3 separate regions of the Homo sapiens genome follow, and regions 2 and 3 are each linked to region 1. A link is an interaction called in ENCODE POLR2A ChIA-PET data of the cell type or tissue named here. Cell type or tissue: MCF 10A. All regions are shown on one strand.

Evidence for each region. ChIA-PET counts read pairs that join two places held together with the same protein. Peaks named below come from ENCODE experiments on the same cell type or tissue, not always from the same donor. Only the 100,000 strongest peaks of a DNase experiment are listed, where the experiment ranks them.
Region 2: POLR2A ChIA-PET joins it to region 1 with 6 read pairs; 3 of 35 experiments call an interaction of 5 or more read pairs at or near these places.
Region 3: POLR2A ChIA-PET joins it to region 1 with 5 read pairs; 3 of 35 experiments call an interaction of 5 or more read pairs at or near these places.

What each region holds. Positions count from the first base shown.
Region 1 is chr4:40,997,361-40,999,860 of GRCh38, reverse strand. The region is part of intron 6 of APBB2 (amyloid beta precursor protein binding family B member 2); the gene reads left to right. Among named protein-coding and RNA genes, the nearest start is that of APBB2, 220 kb to the left of the region's middle. In MCF 10A, no CTCF peak of the experiment used is centred here; a DNase peak (open chromatin) is centred at 970.
Region 2 is chr4:41,075,597-41,078,096 of GRCh38, reverse strand. All of the region lies in intron 3 of APBB2 (amyloid beta precursor protein binding family B member 2), which reads left to right. Among named protein-coding and RNA genes, the nearest start is that of APBB2, 140 kb to the left of the region's middle. In MCF 10A, no CTCF peak of the experiment used is centred here; no DNase peak of the experiment used is centred here.
Region 3 is chr4:41,105,470-41,107,969 of GRCh38, reverse strand. All of the region lies in intron 2 of APBB2 (amyloid beta precursor protein binding family B member 2), which reads left to right. Among named protein-coding and RNA genes, the nearest start is that of APBB2, 110 kb to the left of the region's middle. In MCF 10A, no CTCF peak of the experiment used is centred here; no DNase peak of the experiment used is centred here.

The DNA.
Region 1 (2,500 bases):
GAATGATTAGCACGACAATTAAACAATTATTTATACTAGTGGTAGAACAAATTCAAGGTAATAGCGTACCTCCAAGAAGTTCACAATAGTTAGGGAGATGCATAAATCCTTTGCTTCTCAAACTATGCAGGAGTATGCCCTTGGGATCTTACTGAAATGCAGACACTGATTCAGTAGGTCTGGGTTGGGACCTGAGATTCTGCATTTTAAAAATTCTAATTTTCAGTTGTAGAAATTTGCATTTTAAATAAACTCTCAGGTGATATTGATACCCCTGTTGCTTAGACACTTGAGTGGTGAAACTGAACTGTAAGCTGCAGAAAGAAGGAATCCAATCTTTGTTCCCTGCCATATCCTTAGTGCCTAGAATAAACAGTGCCCAGGACATTCTTCTTATTTTTACTGATTTACTTTTGAGACAGGTTGTCTGTCACTCTTTGCCCAGGCTAGAGTCCAGTGGTGCAGTCACAGCTCACTGCAGCCTCAACCTACTGGGCTCAAATGGTCCTCCCACTTCATTTCCTGAGTAGCTGGGACCACAGGTACATACCACCAGACCTGGCTGTTTTTTAATTTTTAATTTGTAGAGACAGGGTCTCCCTATATTGCCCAGGCTGGTTTCGAACTCCTGAGCTCAAGCAATCCTCCTGTCTCAGCCTCCCAGAGTACTGGGATACAGGTGTGATGCAGAGTAGTAGGATACTGTATCTCAGGATACCTGGCTCCTGAGACATTCCGGTGTTCAATAAATATTGTGGAATAAATATAATTACCTCAAAATATAGTAGTCCTTGTTCACAGTTTCACTTTCTGTGGCTTCAGTTACCTGCAATACACCGAGGTTGGAAAAAATTCCATGGAAAATTCTAGAAATAAACTATAAGTTTTAAGCTGCACACCGTTCTCGGTAGCGCAATAAAATCTTGTGCCATCCTGCTTCATCCCGCCCAGGATGTGAGTCATTGCTTTGTCCTGCACACCCATCCTGCCTATGAAACCGACCTGTGAGTTGCTTAGTAGCCGTCTGTCTCTGTTTCCAGATCAGCTGTTGTAGCATTGCAGTGCTTGTGCTCAAGTCACCCTTATTTTACTTAATAATGACCCAAAGCACAAGAGGAGTGACGCTGGCAATTTAGATATGCCAAAGAAAAGCTGTAAAGTGATGTTGTTTTATGTATTTGAAAATCTCTTTAATGTACGGCTTCATCAAAGGCAGCTGAATTTGCTTATCTGCCTTTATCCTTAGTGTATCTCAGTAAATTTGGTTTTGGTTGAAGTAGGTAAAGAAAACCCTGCTGGCCTAATACAGATACATAGGTTAAAAAGGGACGACTATTTTAATAGTTGTTCAGGCAATTGTGGATATTCTTTTTTGATGTTACACCAAAATTCCATAATTTCTAATTTCTTAAAGATTAGTTTTAATGTGGAATCTGAAATGATAATAATAAGCTTGTTTGCACTCTTATATTAAAATCTATTGGTCTGTCATACATTTTGAGTGGATATTTATCCATACATAATTTTATAACATCATGCGTTGGTTATTTGGAACATATTGGTTCAGTGAGTTATGAAGATCTTCCAAATGTTGAAACATTTCATTATGCAATATGAAAATATTACATCTGTGAATCTTAACCATCTCATTAGAAAAGTCTTCCATTATTGGGAAGCTGTCAAGCTCACTGTGATAGATACAAGTTTTCCAAAATTCTGATTTTTGCTTAAAAGCTTGCATTTGATCATTGCCAACAAATAGTGTCAGTTGTTTTCCTTGAAGTGACAGGTCCACCTCATTTATTTTTGTGAAAATGTCTACCCAATACCCAAATTTGAATAACCATAGTTTGTCTGTCAGTTGTTCTTTCACGTAAATGAGGTATTGTGTGGAGAAGCAGCTAGTTCAACTTGCAACTCAATCACGTGTACTTTTCCTTGAAATGACAGCCCTACTTCAGTATGCCATGGAAGCACTTTATGTGTACCTTCATTAAAAACATAATACTTTGGGGTTGAGATTTAATAAAATTAATAATTTTTACCGCTTCAAGGACGTTATTACATTGGGGAACACAATAACCACTAATATAGCTTATGCTACTGTCTTGCTTCATGCTGAGATGCCAGCAATGTTATCATTTATTTTTTGTGCCCTATCACTTAAATGTCAACACAGTGAAAAGGGTTGTAAATAACATCTGAGTGTTATGAAAATAGCTTCAATCTCTGAGACTCCTCGAAGTTCCCTTTGGGAACTTCTGCTCTAGGTATGAGGATCAGTGCTCTTAGCAATTTGGTTGGAAAGAAGAGTCTTTGAAGAATGATAACTGTGAGAGAGAAAGTCAAATAGGTAGGTAGAGGCCAGAGAATGTGCTAATGTACTTAACTGACCTTGCTTTTGTTAATGAAACATGAGTGATGCTTATGAGAAAAGGAATGCCCTTTGTAAGGTAGAGTTTAAAGAAAGTATATCTGATATTGGTGGCTAGAATATGTT
Region 2 (2,500 bases), 78 kb before region 1:
CAGTTTGTTTTCACTGTAAATATTTTTCACAGCTGAGCTATGCAGGATACTGTTATTTTATTTTCTTTCTTGTATAGCACATTAAAATTTTGTTGCTTGGTATTCTATTTATTTACTATTTATTTATCCCCAAATTCTCAAATAAGGTCAAACACAATGGCACATCTCTTGGTTCTTGCATGTGTGCATGTGACATTTTTCTTGGGCTCTCTGCTTGCTCATTCTGTTCTGGACTGTTTACTCTTGAGGCCTATGCACAGCTGTTGACCTGGAATTTGTCCTTAGCAATCACGTTGGGAATTCTTGATTGACCTGTTTATTGGATGCCATCTCTTTTGGTTTTGACCCTCTTTTGGGGAGGCACATTGCCTGGCTGCTTTGTGAGAAAGCATGTGTAGATGGAATTTTTTTGAGATCTGGCATGTGTCAAAATATCATTTGGTCTTCCCTTACATATGATTGATAATCTAATTTAAAGTTGGAGATTACTTTCCCTGGGAGTTTAGAGGGTTTGTTCCATTTTCTTCTGCTTCCAATTTTGTTACAGAATTGTTGCATGCTCTTCTGACTCTATGTACTTTGTATGTGACTTGTTTCTTTTCTTTTTGGATGCTTTTAGGGTATTTAAAAATCCCCCAGTGTTCTGAGCTTTTCTTGTAATCCACCTTGGTATGTCACTTTTTCATTCATTGTGAAGACTGTTCTCTTTTTTGGAGTTCCTATTTGTCAGATGCTGGAACTCTTGGATTTTTTTCTCCAATGTAATTATTGTTTAAAAAAAAATCCCTGGCTGTGTGTGGGCTTACACCTGTAATCCCAGCATTCTCAGAGGTCAAGGTGGGAGGATTGCCTGAGCCCAGGAGTTCCAGACAAGTCTGGGCAACATAGTGAGTCCTTATCTCTTCCAAAAAAAAAAAAAAAAAAATTAGCTGGGTGTGGTGGTATGCGCCTGTAGTCCTAGTTACTCGGGAAGTTGAGGTGGGAGGATCACTTGAGCCCAAGGATTCGAAGCTGCAGTGAGCTACTATTATACCACTGCACTCCAGCCTGGGCCACAGAGCAAGACTGTGTCTCAAAAAAAAAAAAAATCCTGATTTTTATCCTTTTATCTTTTTGTTCTACTTTAGGGGAACATTTACCTCTATTATCTATTAACCTCTCTGTTGATTTTTTTATTTCTGTGATTATAATATTAATTTCTAGGAGCTTTTTCTTGTTCTCACAGTATCTGTATTTTATAGCATCCATTCTTTATTGCTTTGTGGATGCAATATGTTTTACCCTCTTGGGGTTCTTAATTATGTATATTTGAAGTCTTCTCCCTGCATTGACCCTGTTCCCTCCTGAAGTTCCTGTCTGTCATGCTGGACCCTATTTCACATGCTTGGTGTTCATCTTGTCATCTTTATTCATGAGGAGGCACAAAGCAAGGCTTTGTCAATTGGTGGCCTCGCATAAGATGACCACCTCTTTTCAGAAGTCACCTTGTCTTCCAGTTTTGGTATCTGTAGATCTCTTTTCTTGGGCAGGTTAGTTTCTCCAGAAAAGTCTCCAGTACCAATCTCCTACTGGCCAGTGCTCTGGGAACCCAGCAGAGGAAGGGGCTGTGGAGTGCATAGTTCCACTTAGTCCTTCTCTTTTTCAGTCAGTCCCTCCACCTGGTCACTGTTCCTAGTGTCCCCGAGTGCAGATCTTCTCAAGCTTAACCTTTGCTGAGGTGGGAGGAGGGGCATAGCAAGCTTCATGGTTTAGCAAAGATATGGAGTTTTACTCCTTAAAATGACTTGCAAGCCATCCCCCAGTTTTCAGTGCTGCCTCCATCCTGTCTTCTCATCCAAACCCCACTTAACTGTGTCTTAACTTACACTTTCCTCAAGTTCTTTGCCGCATACTGGTTTGTTACTTCCTGACAATTCTGTCTATAGACGTTTATGTTTTGTCTGCCCCTGCTTTGAAAATTCACTCATCATTGGGCCATTTTCCAAAAATGTTTTCCATGAATTTTGTCCTCTTCCATTCTCTCTTCTCATGAACTTATCTCTGCCTCTCACTTACTGTCATTTAGGGGTGGTTTTGGGAGGGAATGGAGATAAGCACCGGGTTGTAATCTATCACATGTACCTGATAATCCCTGGTGATCAACTTGTGAGATTCAGTTCAATTTAGATACCTGGTTATCTGGTCCATTAAGGAAGAGTTCATTTGATCACTCTATACTTTTCAGTTTTATTCAGAGATTATTACTCTCACTGTCAAAATGAACTAAGTGATACTGTTTTGTTGGTTTGAGAATATAATAGAAAAAAGGTCAGTTATCTCTAAAGTATACATTCCAAGTCTGACCTCAGACCCAGTTATAAGCGTAACATAATATTTCCACCATTACAAAAAATAATGACCTTCATTGCCTGGAGCCATAATCACAGTTGGGTCAGTTTTTCTTAGATTTCCTATTAGGTTGACTTGAGTTGGGTCCAAGCTGGAAGAAAACATTCTTTTC
Region 3 (2,500 bases), 110 kb before region 1:
GTTCAGATTTCACCTGTTACCCTAATACTGTCTTTTATACCCGCCTCCCAATCCAGGATGAGTCAACAGTCATTCATTGAATTTTGTCTTTTTAGTTTCCTTTAATCTAAAACAGTCACCCTGTTTTTGTTTTGTTTTTGTGGTTCATGGCATTGGTGTCTTGAAAGATACCTTTGTTTTGTAGAATGTATCACAATCTGGTTTTGTGTGATTGTTACCTTATGATTAGATACAGATTAAGCATGTTTGGCAAAAATGCTACATAGTGACTGTGGCGATACCTACTGTTCCATTGTCCTGGAATTGATTATGCCGAGCACCACTTGGTTGAGCTGGTCTGCCAGAACTCTCCGTTTGTAAAGATGCCTTTTCTCTTAGGTAATCTGTGGGGTGATATTCTGAGACTGTGTGTGAGTGTTCTGTCCTACAACAACCCTTTCTAGAATGGTTTTAGCATGTATTAATGATTGTTGACTGAATCAGTGATTGCATTGGTAGTTGCAAAGTGGGATTTTCTTCTGCTCTCCCTTTGATATTTATTAGCTGGCATCCTTTATAAAGAAGAGTTTCCCCCATTATTTTTTCAATGAATATTTGTGGGTTTATGGTTTCTTTTTTAATCCAATGTATTATAGTTCATCAACATCATTCTTTTTTTTGAGAAAGGGTCTCACTGTGTTGCCCAGACTGGAGTGCAGCGGTGTGATCTCAGCTCACTGTAACCTCCGTCTCCCAGGTTCAAGAGATTCTCCCACCTCAGTCTCTCAAGTAGCTGGGACTACAGGCACCTGCCACCATGCCTGGCTAATTTTTGTATTTTTTTGTAAAGATGGGGTTTCACTGTGTTGGCCAGGCTGATCTCAAACACCTGGCTTCAAGTGATCTGCCTGCCTTGGCCTCCCAGAGTGCTAAGATGATAGGCATGAGCTACTGTGCCTGGTCAACATCTTTTTTTTTTTGTTCAAACTGCCCCACTTTTGGCTATGAGGAGCCCTTTTAAAGCTTCTCCTCCTATGTCCTTTTGTCATGTCTGCATTAGCATTTGAGCACTCCCTTGCTTTTTGGCACAGTAAGATGTTCTGGGCTTATCTTGTACTTTCTCTGCCCAGACCCAACTATTTCTCCAGTAAGCAAAAGTATTTAGAAACCAAGATCTAGGTACTTGGGATTTTCTTTAAAAATGTACCTAATCTAGGCCAGGCACGGTGGCTCACTCCTGTAATCCCAGCACTTTGGAAGGCCGAGGTGGGCGGATCACGAGGTCAGGAGATCGAGACCATCCTGGCTAACACGGTGAAACCCCATCTCCATTAAAAATACAAAAAATTAGCCTGGCGTGGTGGCGGGCGCCTGTAGTCCCAGCTACTTGGGAGGCTGAGGCAGGAGAATGCCGTGAACCTGGGAGGTGGAGCTTGCAGTGAGCTGAGGTAGCGCCACTGTACTCCAGCCTGGGCAACAGAGCAAGACTCCATCTCAAACAAACAAACAAACAAAGAAACAAAAAAAAGTGCCTAATCTATAAAAAGTTAAAAGTCATTAATCATTTAAGTTCATCCACCCATTTCCCAAGATTATTCCCTTGGTGGCATCAAGAGTTTTAGATGTTCACCAATGAAGGGAGAAGGCCATCCAAAGTGAAGGTCTTTGGGCTTTGGGCTAGAGGTTGAAGAGGAATGCACAAAGGGAAATGAGATAGTGCCAAAGATTAACTTAGATAACATTGGAATTCTGCCCCAGAAGTGACTTAGAGAGCCTGAGAATATAGTTTCTGTGTGTTTTCTAGGTAGACTCTGAAAATTGGTTACCCTTTTTTATATCCATTAATGGTAAGATAATTTATTCCCCTGAGCTATACATATGCTAATTCTTAAAGCAATTTAAGATGTGTAGTTTCCATGCCAAGAGTTCCTAACTGCTCTGTATTTTCAGAGTCAGTGTAAGGTATGTATATGTGAATGTATATCTCAGCATGTCTTTGAAAAATTAAGATTCATAGTTTTTATTTTGAATACTCATAATTGGACACAGTCTCTGGATTTTCTGGTTGATTATAATAGTTGGTTAATTCTTTTTTTTTTTTTTTTGAGACGGGGTCTCGCTCTGTCGCCCAGGCTGGAGTGCAGTGGCGCTATCTGGGCTCACCGCAAGCTCCGCCTCCCGGGTTCACGCCATTCTCCTGCCTCAGCCTCCTGAGTAGCTGGGACTACAGGCGCCCGCTACCACACCTGGCTAATTTTTTTTGTATTTTTAGTAGAGACGGGGTTTCACTGTGTTAGCCAGGATGGTCTCAATCTCCTGACCTTGTGATCTGCCCGCCTTGGCCTCCTAGAGTGCTGGGATTACAGGCGTGAGCCACTGCGCCTGGCCAATATTTGGTTAATTATTAAAGGTGCATATGCGCAGCATTTTAGGCAGCAACTTGTGGGACACAAAAGCCAGGAATTTCAAAATTTCCAAAACAATCATTGTGCATTTGATATAATGATAGAGTCTCTGAGGA